2 separate regions of the Homo sapiens genome follow, and region 2 is linked to region 1. A link is an interaction called in ENCODE POLR2A ChIA-PET data of the cell type or tissue named here. Cell type or tissue: GM12878. All regions are shown on one strand. Region 1 overlaps TTC7A (tetratricopeptide repeat domain 7A). Region 2 has its middle 8.7 kb from the start of MSH2.

Region 1 (8,000 bases):
GCCCCACATAGCTCTGAGCTCACCTCCTCCTCGACCCCCACATCGAGCAACTTTGTGGGGAAGGGAGATAAGCAGGAAGGAAAGAGGCTCACAGCCAAGCCTGGGTGGAAAGAGCAAGCTACAAGCAGTGTGTCCTCTAGGATACTATTTTGTTGTGGTTGTTAAAAAAAAAAAATACATCTGTGTATCTACACATAGAAAAACACGAAAGATGTATCAAAATGTTTAAAGTAATTATTTAAAGTGGCGGGGGGGATCAGCAAATTTTTTCTGTCAAGGGCCAGAGAGGGGCTGAAGGTTGAGCTGATCACCAGTGGCCAATGATATAATACATCATGCCTACGTAATGGAGCAGCCATAAAAACCCAAAAGCATGGGCTTGGAGAGCTTCCAGGTTGCTGGACACGTGGCAGTGGTGCACCCAGAGGGGCCCTGGACGCTCCGCATGCCTTCCGCATACCTAGCCCTATGCGCCTCTTCCACCTGGCTAGGCTGTACCATTTTACGTGGTACTGCACACCAGTCATCTAGCAAGTAAACTGCTCTCCTGGGTTCCATGAGCTGCTCTGGCAACTTATGGATCTGAGAAGAGGTTGTGGGAACCTGATTTGTAGCCAGTTGAGACAGAAGTTGTTGGTAACCTGGGAACCTGCTATTTGTGACTGGTATCTGCTATGGAAGGCAGTCTTTCATGGGACTGAGCCTCTGTGCCCCTCCCAGACTCCTTCCATTTCCCCTGCCCCAGCCAGGGCCCAGATCAAGCCTGACGGTTAGCATCAGAGGTGAATTTAATTGTTGGAAACCCAGCTGGTGTCAGAGAACTGGTTGTGAGTCGCGGAAAAAACCCCACATTTGGTCACAGAAATGACCTGTGTTGTATTGAGTATAAAGTAGGGCCAGGCACAGTGGCTCACGCCTGTAATCCCAGCACTTTAGAAGGCTGAAGCGGGAGGATCACTTGAGTCCAAGAGTTTGAGACCAGCCTGGGCAACAAAATGCAACTCCCTCTCTACAAAAAATTAGCCAGGTGTGATGGTGCATGCCTGTTGTCCCAGCTACTCAGGAGGCTGAGGTGGGAGGATCACCTGAGCCCAGAACGCAGGAGGTACAGTGAGCCATGATCACACCATTGCACTCCAGCCTGGATGTCAGAGTAAGATCTGTCTTTAAAAAAAAAAAAAAAAAAAAAGAGAGAGAGTATAGGGTAGAAGAAAACAGTAAGTTTGCTTTATCCTACTAAACAAGTACCATATGCAACAATCATGTATTCAAAAGCATGTAATGAAAAGAATGCATAAAGTGAAATGTAACAAAATAAATCACACTAAAAATGGCACACAGGCCTCAGAGAACTCCAGGCAGTCAGTGACAAGAAAGCTGTGTGACCCTGACCTTGGTTTCCTTGTGTGTGAGGAGGTGGTCACACCTACTGGGCCTGACCCATGGCCATGGAAGGCTGAGTGAGGCAGGGCGTGACTACGCACGGGGGACGGCTGCGCTTGGCACCTATGGGTCTGCTCCTCTCGTCAGTGATGTCCTCCAGCCCCAGCCCACTGTGTCTGTCTAAGGTTGTAATGACGCAGAGGAAGGGGCCCAAAGCCTCTGCTGCAGAGACAGGCAGGAAACCTCAGCTCCCGCCTGGGAGTCCCCAGACTGGTGGAGATGTTGCCAGCAGACCGGACCAGTTGCGGAATAGCCATGAAGCGACACTTGCTGCCAATACGCACTCCTCATCTTGAATCTTCTCCTTCCCCTGCCACCACCCAACACACCCCATGAAACAACCACTCCCGGCCTAACACCAGCCACCCCCTCGACTATTCAACAAGGCAGGTCTTGCTTCACCCAGGAGCAAAAGCCTACGGAAGGCATTCCAGGCACTATGGTTCTTAGGTCTCAGATAGGCCAGTATTCCAGGGACCTCAAGACAACCCACAGGAAAACAAGCACTTCTGCTGCTTCGTCAGCAGGGACAGCCACAGCCCCAGCGTGACGCCAGAACTTCACTTCTACCATACTTTCCCTCGTCCTTCACCACTCCTTAAAAGCCGGAATGAACAGGAATCTGCCTTCCCATTGGGTTTTTGGGGAACGTGAGGCTCAGAGGAACCAAATAACTTCATTCACACTGCAGACAACAGTAGACAAAACCAGACCCACTGGCCAGCTCACTGTCCTTTGCTTTTTCAACATCACCTCCCAGATGCCCTCCACCCTCCCCTCTTGAAATGCCCACTCCTGTTTCTCTTCTTGGCAGTCTCCCCCAAGCACACACAGGCTTTATTGCTTCTGTGGCTTCCTGAAGCGTGGCCCTTCCCACTAAGAACGTCTCTGCACACTCCTGTCTGACAAGATGTGACACAAGCCAGTTCCCACCAATCCTCTTGGAAGAGCACGTATGCACAGGCCAGAGAAGAGGGAGAGCAGCCTTAAGGCCACGTCAAAAGCCTCAGCCCAGGGGAATCGTTCTCCCACTCACTCAACTACCAGTGACCTACCCCTTCTTCAGGTTTTTCACATAGGCGCTCTGGAGGGCAGCTTCCAGGAAGTAGGTGAGCTCATAGTCAAGCGGGTGACAGCCTTTCAGATGCCTCGACGTGCTGTTATTTGTGGTCTGGGAAGGGAAACAGAGAGAGAGCCATTGTCTCAAAGTTCTGAGGCAGAGGGTCACTCAGCAAGAGGAGGTGGCCTCATCACCATCCCAGTCCCAGTTGTTCAGGGGCACATTGTTGCATTCTCAGACCAGGCTTGATCTAACTCGCTTTAACTCAAAATATGTCTAAAGCATTCTCTCCCCATCCAACCGTTAGATGCCCACAAGCCCTCTGTCTTTTTTTTTTTTTAAGAAACAGGGTCTTACTATGTTGCCCAGGCTGATCTCAAACTCCTGGGCTTAAGCAATCCTCCCACCTCAGCCTCCCAAAGTGGTGGGATTACAGGCATGAACCACTGCACTAAGCCCCTAACATTCATTCAACAATCACAGAGCTTTAAATTCATTAGCTCATTTAGTCCTTAGAGCAGCTCTATTAGGTAGGAACTGTCATCATTTCTATTTCACCGGTGAGAACAGAGAGGGTCTCTTCCTGCCCCAAGGCCACTAACGTGGCAGGTGGTGGCGGAGCCAGGCAGTCAGGTTCCCCTCTCCACTCTTACCCTCTACTGCAGGAGGACTTCTCTGTCTGTCCAGAACCATGCTGAGCACTCACTCTTCAACCAGACAGCACTCACTGCCTGAGCACATGGTAGAGAGACCGCTTCACGCAGCACTGCTTCCCTGTTCTGTGTATGCAAACCTCAGCTCCCACCAGACTTCACTCCCACAGGACAGGAGCTGTGTCTCCTGAGTCTCACTACTGTCCATGCCCCACCTCCAGTTAAGGAAAGAGAAGGGGAAATGAAACTCTTAGAAAATTGCCACCCAAGCCCAAATCTTACTTATGCCTCACAACGGTCCTACAGGGCTGGTTTTGTTTGCATTTTATAGATGAGGAAACTGAGGCTCAGAAAATGTCTAAGGTCAAAAGTGTCAATTACAGATGTGGTGGCTCACGTTTATAATCCTAGCACTTTGGGAGGCCGAGGCAAGAGAATCGCTTGAGGCCAGGAGTTCCAGACCAGCCTGGGCAAAAGAGTGAGGCTCTGTCCCAATCAATCCATCAATAATAATTTAATGCCTAAGATCACAAAGCTGGTGTCAGTCCGGACCTCAAACTCAAGCCTAGCCAGGTATGGATTCCAAGCTATTTCTACTATGTATCAGTTAATTCATTCCACAAACATCTAAGTGCCTGCTATATGCCAGGCACCGTACTGTCCCTCTCAAACAAGCATGGAACGTCAGAACATCCAGAGAATTGAGAGCCCTCTGGTTCCAGGAAAAGCTGAGGAACAATTACCTCATTAACTGAGCTGTTGCTTAAAAGCCTCAGCTCTAACAGGGTCCTCCTGCCCAACCAGACAGGCTTGCCTTCTGTATACCATTTCCTTTGTCTAATCTGAGGGGAAAAAAAATCAATGAGGCATCCACCTCCTCTTTCAGAATCCAGAGGAGATTTAAGAGAAGGTCTTAGTTCCTCAGAGGTCAGGACTGGGTCTCAGGAGGGACACACAGTATTTCTGAGGATGCACAAGATTCTGTGGCCTGCCCTCCCTCAACTTAGATAACAACTATAGGGTCCCATTTGTCTGCCCACTGCTACCAGGCACTGATTCCAGCCCTGGACATCATCATCAGACCTTTGACAGGGACAGTACAGTGCCTGGCATTATAGCTCATCGCCTTAATCCCCTTTTGAAAGTCCAAAGCCTAGGCTTCCAGCTGAGCAGCAGACTTTATCTTTTCCATGAAAGTTTCCTCCCAACCACATGCAATGCAAATATGAAAAGCTCCTAAAACACTACTACTGTCTAGCAGTGACCCATTCCCCCTTGGTGGAGGTCAACTCAACCATGCTGAGCCTTTAAGTGGCCTCTGCCAAAGAATGGGCACTCAAGTCCTATATTTGCTGAGCCCATCGGTCATTTCTCCTTTCCTCCTAAAGTCCAATCAAGCAGACATCTTCTAGAGCAGTGGCTGTCAGCAGGGGGGTGACTTTGCCCTCAGGGGACAGTTGCCAGTAACTGAAGACATTTTTGGTTGTCACAACAAGGGGGATAGTGCTACTGGCATAGTGGGGAGAGTCTAGGCATGCTGCTGAACATCCTATAATATACACGGCAGCCCCCCGCCCTCACCAACAACAAAGAATTCTCCAGCCCCAAATGTCAACAGCATTGAGGTTGAGAATCCTGCTCTAGGGGAAATGACCTGGCCTGGGGTGGACTCTTCCAAAATGGCCCATCACAAAAACGGGTACTGGACTGACATTTTGGCATCTGCCAAGGAAGGCGAGGTGCAAGTGTCTCCTGGGCTCTTAGTCTCTCGGCCCATGACCACCTCCTCCTTCAGGGCACCAATCCTAATCTATGCTGCTCTAGAACCTTCCATCTAACATGTTAAATTATCTTTTCCACAGAATACCTGAGCATCATCCCCAATATCTTCCCCACGAGCATTCACAGCCACACTCCCTGGGTTCAAATCCTGCCAATAGCACTTATTAATGAGGTAAACTCTGGGAAGCTAACTCTTCTTCAAATTTGTTTTCTTACTTGTAAAATGGGAATGACAACAGGACCGATTTCATCCAGTCAGTGTGAGGGTTAAATTATAGAATGAATGTAAAGTGCTTGGAGCTGTGTCTGACACAAAAGCAGGCACTCAAGAAGGGCTAGCAGGATCTCTGTTGAATATAGTTGCCTGTCCCCTTAGCATTGAACCAAGGGCCCCTCATGGCATAGTATTAAGATGCGGAGGGAAAAAGAATAAAATGGAGGCTGGGCACGGGCCTGTAATCCCAGCACTTTGGGAGGCTGAGGCAGGTGGATCACCTGAGGTCAGGAGTTCAAAACCAGCCTGGCCAACATGGTGAAACCCTGTCTCTACTAAAAATACAAAAATTAGAAGGGCACGGTGGCAGGCGCCTGTAGTCCCAGCTACTCGAAAGGCTGAGGCAGAAGAATCGCTTGAACCCAGGAGGTGGAGGTTACAGTGAGCTGAGATCGTGCCACTGAACTCCAGCCTGGGTAACAAAGCAAGCAAGACTCCATCTAAAAAATAATAATAAATAAATAAAATGCATAAAAATTAAAAATAAAAGTAAAAAAATACATAAAAATAAACCAGAGCCTCCCAGAAGGGGGAGGGCTGGGATACTTATCGCAAACGCTGCTACCACCTGTACTTGATACCCTGCAGACAGTTAACCCAGACCCACCACAGGGAGTGGGGAGGGAGGGGGATCTGAAAACTGCCAGAGCCCTGCCGACCAACTCTTTTACCAGCCTCTGAAAGGCTCGGAGAAGGAGTCCCAAGATCCTGCTTCCTCACAGGATCCAGGGAGGAGCTTCTGGGACACCGAGAGCAGGGAAGGATGTCCAACTGCAAGACCCAGGCAGACTCCACCCCTGCCAGGGAAAGAAATGGTGAGCAAATGATTCAATCTCCTAAAGCTCATCTATTAAACATCCTAGCGGATGGCATGGACTCATTTATCAAACTATTTTCCAGTAAAGAGTCTCATTCTAGTGGAATCAGTATACTATAATGAGTTTTCCAACTATGAAGTAGAGTGTCTTTGGGGGACAGAGAAGGTGACTTCTTCTAATTAGCACACAGGTGACCTATGGGTTTAGTGGGATCCATAGACATAGGTGCTCAATAGAGAGCAGCTCCTACCACGGTGTTATTTCCAGCTCACCTTCTCCAATTCCTGCAGGAACACCTGAGCGATCCAGGAGGCCCTCTCAAAACAGGTGATCACTTCCTCCTCCCTCTCTGTCAGGCGGAAGCGGGAGGCGATGGAGTTGGGTAGGCGTTCCAGAGAGAGGCCTGCGGGAGGAAGAGGGTGCCTCAGACCTGTCCTGCTCGGGCCCCCTGACTCCAGGCCCTCCCCATGGGCCGAAGGTGGGCTCATCCGAGGGGGCAGACACTCTGGTGCAGCCAGGAGGAGGCGGAGGTCTGCGGAGGGGAGGGAGGAAGCTGAAGCGACGGTGGTGTTAGCAGTGGCTGGGAGTAAGCGATGGGACAGCACGTGGGGAATCACAGTGCATCACCCCAGCCCAACTACCCGGGGAAGCCACTCCTGACCCCTCCTCTGTAACGCAGTATCCCCATTTTTCTAAGCGAAAGAGAATGAGGTTTTTTAAAAAAATTTATTTTTTTCTTTCCTCTTTCCTCCTTTTCCCTAGTTCCCCATTTCCTACTTAGCTCTTTAGAAATGCAATAACCTTTACCTTCCCTTCACCAGACACTCCCTACACAGCAAGCTTATCCATGTGCTGACTTAGAAGCTCCAGATCCAGAACTTTCCCACCAGGAGACTGCCTCTAGAGACAACAGTCAATTTACATCCTAAAGTGTGACTGAGAGGGAACTCTCTCCCAACTGGAGAGTATCTTGAAGCAATGCTCACTTTACAACCTAGCTCTGCCCGTGACGGTGCCAGCTCGACCACCTGGTAGGTAAGGCACCAAGGCAAGTCATGCAGACCCTGCACTTGCTTGCTCCCTCCTCTGCATGGCATTCATGCCAAGTACCCCTTTAAAAGCCCCTGCTTTTTGCCCAGGAACTGAAGTGGTTATCTTTAAAGGCAGGAGCCTGTACCTTTTCCCCTAAGCTAAGCTTTGGAATAAAGTCACTTTCTTTATTCCAGACCTCGCTCTTGTTAATTGGACTCTGCAAGTGGCGAGTGACTGAACTGCATTTCAGTTACAATTTTGGTGGCCCCTATGAGGACTGCAGTACACTTTGGACGATTGAGCCTATCAGCCTGGTTTCACCACCAGGCAAGGCGGGGGCTGCCTGGGAGCACCAGCTGCTCCTGGCTACTGGACTCCAGGATAGGAATGTTAAGGGGATTTCTCAGCAGCTGCCAAAACGTTCTTGTTTTGGGGAAACCTCCCTTTCACCCCCTGGCACGACATCTGCTGCCTCCAATGCTTCACTGGTATAAAGAAAGTGACCTCTGAAGAAGCCGGCAACCTTGAAACTGGGTGAGCAAGTTGGACTGTACCCGACTTTTTTCTGTCTCTTCTGGGTATCCTGGGACTTCATTCTGTGCAGACTTGGCCGCTACTGGCACGATTTGGGCATTTTGAGCATTTACATTTGTGTCACTATAGGGACTCAGCTGCCTGTGAAGGTATCTGGAGCTGAGGCAGGGGGTTCAGAACTCCACTCAGTCCCTCGACTGGGAATTTTGTTTGGAAGCACGCCATTTGTTTGTGTGAATGTATGACTTTGTGTACAGGCTTCTTTCTTTCCTTAGCTCCCTCCAGGTGGAAACAGTTCACCTCAACCGGCAACCTGCGGCAGTGGGAGGGATCCATCCTCCGCCGCACTCGGCACTGAGGCCCTCCCTGACGGGGGATAAATGAGGGTAGCAAGGGTTTCCCTG
Region 2 (8,000 bases), 420 kb before region 1:
ATTACAGGTGTGAGCCACTGCGCCCAGCTGAAACTGTTTTAACAGTATCCTTTGTTTCCAACCATGTGCGTGTATTAACTGTTCATGATAAATTCTTTTTTTAATTTTTTTTTTTTTTTTTTTGAGACAGGGTCTAACTGTCGCCCAGGCTGGATTGCAGTGGTATGATCAGAGCTCACTGAAGCCTCCACTTCCCCAGGCTCAGGTGACTCTTTTACCTCAGCCTCCCAAGTAATTGCATCTACAGGTGCAGGCCACCACGCCCCACTAATTTTTATATTTTTAGAAGAGACAGGGTTTCACCATGTTAAGACTGGTCTGGAACTCCTGGGCTCAAGCAATCCACCTGCCCAGGCCCTTCCAAAGTGGGATTACAGGAGTGAGCCACTGAGCCTGGCTGATAAATTCTTATTCAAAGTAGATCAGGCCAGGGCCGGGCACAGTGGCTCACCCCTGTAATCCAAGCACTTTAGGAGGCCAAGGCAGGTGGATCATTTGAGGTCATGAGTTCAAGACCAGCCTGGCCAACATGGTGAAACCTCATTTCTAAGGAAATTACAAAAATTAGGCTGGGTGCGGTGGCTCAGGCCTGTAATCCCAGCACTTTGGGAGGCCGAGGTGGGTGGATCACGAGGTTAGGAGTTCAAGACCAGTCTGGCCAAGATGGTGAAACCCTATCTCTACTAAAAATACAAAAATTAGCCAGATGCAGTGGCAGGCGCCTGTAATCCCATCTACTGGGGAGGCTGAGGCAGGAGAATCGCTTTAAACCCAGGTGGCAGAGGTTGCAGTGAGCCAAGATTGCTCCACTGCACTCCAGCCTGGACAACAGAGTGAGATTTGGTCTCAAAAAAAAAATTAGTTGGTGTGGTGATGCATGCCTGTAATCCCAACTACTTGGGAGGCTGAGGCAGGAGAATCACTTGAACCCAGGAGGCAGAGGTTGCAGTGAGCTGAGAACAGAGTGAGACTCCATCTCAAAAATAAATAAATAAATAATTTTTTCTTTTTTATTTTTTTTGAGACAGAGTTTTGCTGTTGTTGTCCAGGCTGGAGTGCAATGGCGTGATCTCGGCTCACTGCAACCTCTGCCCCTGGGGTTCAAGCAATTCTCCTGCCTCAGCCTCCCGAGTACCTGGGATTAGAGGCATGCACCACCACGCCGGCTTTTTTTTCTCGAGACAGAGTTTCGCTCCTATCACTCAGGCTGGAGTGGAATGGCGTGATCTCCAGTCACTGCAATCTCCACCTCCTGGGTTCAAGCGATTCTCCAGCCTCAGCCTCCCGAGTAGCTGGGAGTACAGGCGCCCGCCACCACACCTGGCTAATTTTTGTATTTTCAGTAGAGACGGGGTTTCACCATGTTGGCCAGGCTGGTATCAAATTCCTGACCTCAGGTGATCCACCCGCCTCGGCCTCCCAGGGAGCTGGGATTACAGGCATGAGCCACTGTGCCTGGCCAATAAATAAATATTAAAAAAAAAAAAAGTATATCAAACAGTTGTGATACCGGGGGACTAGGGGAGGTCCCACGATTCCAGTGGGACTTTGACCCCAGCCAGTGTCCAGGCTCTTGACACCAAATGAGAAGGAATTCAGGGACGAATTGGAAAATAGTGAAAGTACAGAGATTTATTGCAAATCGAGAAGTACGCACTCAAGAAAGGGGAGTGTGAGCATACTCAAGAATGTCATGCTATGGGGTTTGAGGTTTCTATCCTTATGGGTTTTTGTTTTTCTGTTTTGTTTGTTTGTTTTGAGACAGGGTCTCTTTCTGTTGCCTAGGCTGGATTGCAGTGGAGCGATCACGGCTCAATGCAGCCTCGACCGCCAGGGATCAAGCGATCCACCCACCTTGGCCTCCCAAAGTACTGGGATTATAGACATGAACCACTGCATCTGGCCTCTTTATTTATGGGTTTTGTTTTTTGTTTTTTGTTTTTTTTTTACCAGGGAGTGGAATATTCATGAAGATTTCTGGAAAAAGGTGAAGATTTCTTGAACTGTGGTGCCACCCATTTTTACACCAAATACAGGTGTTCTCGGAACTGTCATGGTGCCGAGGGGGTGTGACTGAATATGTTAATGAGCAAACAATGAGGTTCCAGGTGAAACCTAGGTCAAATCCAGTGCCATGTTACATCCAGTGGGACCTGGCCAGCTTGGCCCACATCCTGGTTCTCAGGGTCTAATCAGCCTCTAGCTTATGCAGCTATTTCAACAGTTTCCTTTTTACTAGTCATATGAAATGCCTGTCTGGAATTTTCTTTTTTCTTTTTTGTTTTTGAGACAGAGTCTTGCCCTGTTGCCCAGGCTGGAGTACAGGGGTGCAATCTCAGCTCACTGCAACCTACGCCTCCCGGTTTCAAGCAATTCTCCTGCCTCAGCCTCCCTAGTAGCTGGGATTATAGGTGTGCACCACCGCGCCCGACTAATCTTTGTATTTTCAGTAGAGACAGGGTTTCACCCTGTTGGCCAGGCTGATCTCGAACTCCTGACCTCAGGTGATCTGCCTGCCTCAGCTTCCAAAGAGCCAGGATTACAGGTGTGAGCTACCATGCCCGGCCTCCTGCCTGGAGTTTTCTATTCTCCCACAACAACCCTGTATTATTCATGTCTCAGTTGTCTTACAGATATTTTATATACTTTCCACTCCCACATGGTAATCTGAATTTCTGAAAATAACTAAGAGGAATTTTGCAAAAATATAACTGGAAGACATAGCATGATTGATAGAATCCAGTAAAATTATCACCCCAACATGGCTGGGTTTTTTTTTGTTTTGTTTTGTTTTGTTTTTGAGACGGAGTCTCACTCTGTCACCCAGGCTGGAGTGCAGTGGCTCAATCTCAGTCCACTGCAACCTCCACCTCCCAGGTTCAAGCTATCCTCCTGCCTCAGCCTCCCAAGTAGCTGGGACTACAGGCTCGCACCACCATGCCTGGCTTATTTTTATATTTTTTTAGTAGAGATGGGGTTTTGCCATGTTGGCCAGGCTGGTCTTGAAATCCTGACCGCAGGTGATCTGCCCGCCTCAGCCTCCCAAAGTGCTGGGATTACAGGCATCAGGCATACGCAACCCCACTTGGCCTAAATAATCTTGTGTGTGTGTGTGGGTTTTTTTTTTTTTTAGACAAGAGTTTCGCTCTTGTTGCCCAAGCTGGAGTGCAATGGTGCAATCTTGGCCCACTACAACCTCCAGCTCCCAGGTTCAAGCTATTCTCCTGCCTCAGCCTCCCGAGTAGCTGGGATTACAGGAGGGTGCCACCACATCCGGCTAATTTTTTGTATTTTTAGTAGAAATGGGGTTTCACCATGTTAGCCAGAAGTTCAAAACCAGCTGGCCAACATGGTGAAACCCTATCTCTGCTAAAAATACAAAAATTAGCCTGGCGTGGTGGTGCTCACCTGTAGTCCCAGCTACTCAGGAGGCTGAGGCAGGAGAATTGCTTGAACCCAGGAGGCGGAGGTTGCAGTGAGCCGGGATTGCGCCACTGCACTCCAGCCTGGGTGACAGCGCAAGACTCTGTCTCAAAAACAAAAACAAAAAACAAAAAACAAAACCCAGCTTTATGGAGATATAATTCACATACCATACAATCCACCCACTTAAAGTGTACAATTCAATAGCTTTTAGTATATTAACAGGGTTGCATGATCATCACTGCAATCTAATTTTAGAAGTTTGTCACTCCAGAAAGAAACCTCATACTCATTAGCAGTCACTCTTCATATCCTCCTCCCCAGCCCTTGACAACCGCTAATCTACTTTCTGTCTCTATAGATTTGCCTCTTCTGGACATTTCATATAAATGGAATCATACAATATAGGGCCTTTATTGACTGGCTTTTTTCATTTAGCATATTTTTAACATTCATCCATGTTGTAGCATGTATCAGTACTTCACATCGTTTTATTACTAAATATTTCACTGTATGGCTATATTATATTTTATTTATCTCTTCATCAGTTGATAGGCATTTGGGTTATTTCCACTCTTTGGCCATTATGAATAATGCTGCTGTGAACATTTGTGTACAAGTTTGTATGTGGACATGTTTTTATTGCCCTTAGATGTATAACTTGAAGTGGAATTGCTGGCTCATAGTTTTAACTTTTTTTTTTTTTTAGACGTAGTTTCACTCTTGTTGCCCAGGCTGGAGTGCAATGGCGAGATCTCGGCTCACCGCAACTTCCACCTCCCGGGTTCAAGCGATTCTCCTGCCTCAGCCTTCTGAGTAGCTGGGATTACAGGCATGTGCCACCACGCCCAGCTAATTTTGTATTTTTAGTAGAATGGAGTTTCTCCATGTTGGTCAGGCTGGTCTGGAACTTCCCGACCTCAGGTGATCCGCCTGCCTCAGCCTCCCAAAGTGCTGGGATTACAGGCGTGAGCCACCAGGCCCAGCCTTTTAACATATGTTTAACTGTAATACTTATGTTAAACTACAACCCATATGATTATGTTTAACATTTTGAGTAACTGCCAAAATATTTTCCAAAACAACTGCAACATTTTACTTTCTCATCAGCAATGTGTGAGGGTTCCAACTTCTCCAAAGTTTCACCAATGCTTGTTATTATATTGTGTTCTTGATTATTACTATCCTAGTGTGTGGAAAATGGTATCTTGCTGTGTTTTGATTTGCATTTCCCGAATGACTAGTAATGTGGAGTATCTTTTTATGTTCTCTGTATTTTCTTGGAGAAATCATTTCCATTTATTCTGCCCTCCCCCCGCACCAGCTGGTGTTGAAACTGATTTATTTACTTATTTATTTATTTATCGGAGAAATTTTGTTTTGTTTTGTTTTTGAGACTGAGTCTTGCTCTGTCATGTAGGCTGGAGTGCAGCGGCACAATCTCGGCTCACTGCAACCTCTGCCTTCCGGGTTCCAGCGATTCTCCTACCTCAGCCTCCTGAGTAGTTAGGATTACAGGCGTGTACCACCACGCCCAGCTAATTTTTGTATTTTAGTAGAGACGGGGTTTCACCATGTTGGCCAGGCTGGTCTCAAACCCCTGACCTCAAGTGATCCACCTGCCTTGGCCTCCCAAAGTGTTGGGATTACAGGCGTGAGCCACTGCACCCAGCCAAGAAATTATTTTCAAAATTTATACTTGATAATAGACTTGTGTATCCAGAACATATATATCTTACATCTTAATAATACGGAGATAAAGAACTCAATTTAAAAATGGACAAAGCGGCTGGGCACAGTGGCTCACCCCTGTAATCCCAGCACTTTGGGAGTCCGAGGCGGGCAGATCACTGGAGGTCAGGCATTTGAGACCAGCCTGACCAGCATGGTAAAAACCCCATCTCTACTAAAAAAACACAAAAAATTAGCCAGCTGTGGTGGTGGGTGCCTGTAATCCCAGCTACTTGGGAGACTGAGGCAGGAGAATGGCTTGAACCCGGGAGGAGGAGAATGCAATGAGCCAAGATCGCGCCACTGCACTCCAGCCTGGACAGAGCGAGACCCTGTCTCTAAATAAATAAAATAAAAAGTAAAAATAGACAAAGGATCTGAATTTTTTTTTTTTTTTTTTGAGATACAGTTTCGCTCTTGTTGCCCAGGCTGGAGTGCAATGGGCAATCTCAGCTCACAGCAACCTCTGCCTTCTGGGTTCAAGCAATTCTTCTGCCTGAGCCTCCTGAGTAGCTGAGATTACAGGCATGTGCCACCACGTTCTGCTAATTTTGTATTTTTAGTAGAGACGGGGTTTCTCCATGTTGGTCAGGCTAGTCTCGAACTCCCAACCTCAGGTGATCCACCCACCTCGGCCTCCCAAAGTGCTGGGATTACAGGCATGAGCCACCGCGCCCAGCCATTAAGTCATTTTTTGAGAAAGCTCTTTGGTTGGTTGACGTGGGGAACGGAAACTCTATATAGGTTGAACAGTTCATTCTGAAAGCAGAATGGGCTAGTTCCCTTCTAAAGTTTGATAAGAAAGGGGCCGGGCATAGTGGCTCATGCCTGTAATCCCAGCTCTTTGGGAGGCCGAGGTGGGTGGATCATCTGAGGTCAGAAGTTCAAGACCAGCCTGGCCAACATGGCAAAACCCCATCTCTACTAAAATACAAAAAAAATGGCCAGACTTGGTGGTGGGTTCCTGTAGTCCCAGTTACTTGGGAGGCTGAGTTAGGAGGGTGGCTTAAGCCTGGGACGCAGAGTGATACAGAATGGCTGGGCTACTGGCCAAACCCCACCCCTAAGGCCTGGAACCATGGCCCTAAGTGAAAACAGCTGACCCCATTTTTCTGCCCAATGTTACCTTTTTGGCCTGCCATGCCCCTATCCTGTGCCCATAATGACTTCAGCTGGCAGAGCAACATAAGCGCCTGGGCAGCGAGCAGAGAAGCTACTGAGTGTCAGAGACTGCAGACGCAGCTAACTTCGGAGGGTACCTCCTGCACCATCCCCATTCTAGCTGCCATCCCACTGAGGGCCATTTCCATCACCCAGTAAAATCCTCCACATACACTACCCCTTCAATCCATTCATTTGTCCTGATTCTTCCTGGATGCCAGACAAGAACCCGGGTGCCAAGAGGGCAGGGGCTTGGATGCTGCTGCCAGGGCTGTACAGAGCCTGCTCCTGCCAGAGAGGACCGACCAACCAGTTCCAGCATTCGCTCACTCTGGTTCCCACACTGCTTGCTCACACATTTCCTCTTCCAAAAAGTGGCCAGCAGTGGGCTGAAAGGAGCCACTCCAGTTCCTGCCCACGAAGGGGGTCAAGGTCAAGGGAATTATCCCATCTCAGGAGGTTGCCATAAGCCAAGATTGCGCCACTGCACTCCAGCCTGGGCGACAGGCTGAGACCCCATTTCAAAAATAAATAAAAAATAAAGTTTGATAAGAAGGAAAAAGAGATGGCAATGGTAGCTTGTTAGAGGGCTAAGATCAGTGGGAATTTTTATTTTTATTTTTTTAGAGATGGTGCATCTTGTCATGTTGCTCAGGTGGTCTAGAACTCCTGGCCTCAAGCAGTCCTCTCACCTCAGCCTCCCAAAGTGCTAGGATTACAGACTTGAGCTGCCACACCCCGCCTTCAGTGGGAATTTTTTTTCTTTGAGACGGAGTCTTGCTCTGTCGCCCAGGCTGGAGTGTGATGGCGTGATCTTGGCTCATCGCAACTTCCACCTCCCAGGTTCAAGCAATTCTCCTGCCTCTGCCTCCTGAGTAGCTGGGATTACAGGCATGCACCACCATGCCCAGCTAATTTTTTGTATTTTTAGTAGAGACGGGGTTTCTCCATGTTGGTCAGGCTGGTCTCAAACTCCTGACCTCAGGTGATCCGCTGGCCTCGGCCTCCAAAGTGCTGGGACTACAGGCGTGAGCCATAGCACCCAGCCTTCAGTGGGAATTTTTAATGAGGGAGGGGGAACATGTCTTAGGATGATAGGAAAGAATTGGGAAAGTGTATCTACCAAAAGTGCTGTGAGTGTTGATAGTAGAAAAAGATGAGGTTAAAGTGGTGAAAGGATTTGTAAAAGAAGATCTTCTGCTAGGCCTTGACTAAGCAGAGGGTTTCCCAAGCCTAAGAAAGAACATAAGCAAAGGCAGGATAGAACCCAAGTCAAGGTATAAAAGGACAGAGGGGCCAGGCACAGTGGCTCACGCCTGTAATCCTAACACTTCAGTATTGCATCCTCCAAGGTAGGAGGATGGTTTGTGTCCAGGAGTTCGAGACTCCTGGGCAACACAGTGAGACCCTGTCTCTACAAAAAAATTATAAAATTATTTCAGCCTGGCCAACATGGTGAAACCCTATCTCTACTAAAAATACAACAAATTAGCTGGGTGTGGTGGAGGGCGCCTGTAATCCCAGCTACTCAGGAGGCTGAGGCTCAAGAATCGCTTGAACCCAGAAGGCAGAGGTTGCAGCGAGCCAAGATTGCACCACTGCACTCCAGCCTGGGCTACAGAGCAAGACTCTGACTCAAAAAAAAAAAAAAAAAAATTTAAAAAATTAGCCAGGCGTGGTGGTGC

What was found. Peaks named below come from ENCODE experiments on the same cell type or tissue, not always from the same donor. Only the 100,000 strongest peaks of a DNase experiment are listed, where the experiment ranks them.
Region 2: POLR2A ChIA-PET joins it to region 1 with 6 read pairs; 3 of 35 experiments call an interaction of 5 or more read pairs at or near these places.

What each region holds. Positions count from the first base shown.
Region 1 is chr2:46,973,406-46,981,405 of GRCh38, reverse strand. TTC7A (tetratricopeptide repeat domain 7A) reads right to left here. Exons shown (of 20, transcript NM_020458.4): 4 at 6,303-6,433; 5 at 2,499-2,614. Among named protein-coding and RNA genes, the nearest start is that of TTC7A, 36 kb to the right of the region's middle. RefSeq lists an enhancer at 6,041-7,240. In GM12878, no CTCF peak of the experiment used is centred here; a DNase peak (open chromatin) is centred at 3,300; H3K27ac peaks cover 3,760 bases.
Region 2 is chr2:47,390,442-47,398,441 of GRCh38, reverse strand. No RefSeq gene overlaps it. Among named protein-coding and RNA genes, the nearest start is that of MSH2, 8.7 kb to the left of the region's middle. In GM12878, no CTCF peak of the experiment used is centred here; no DNase peak of the experiment used is centred here.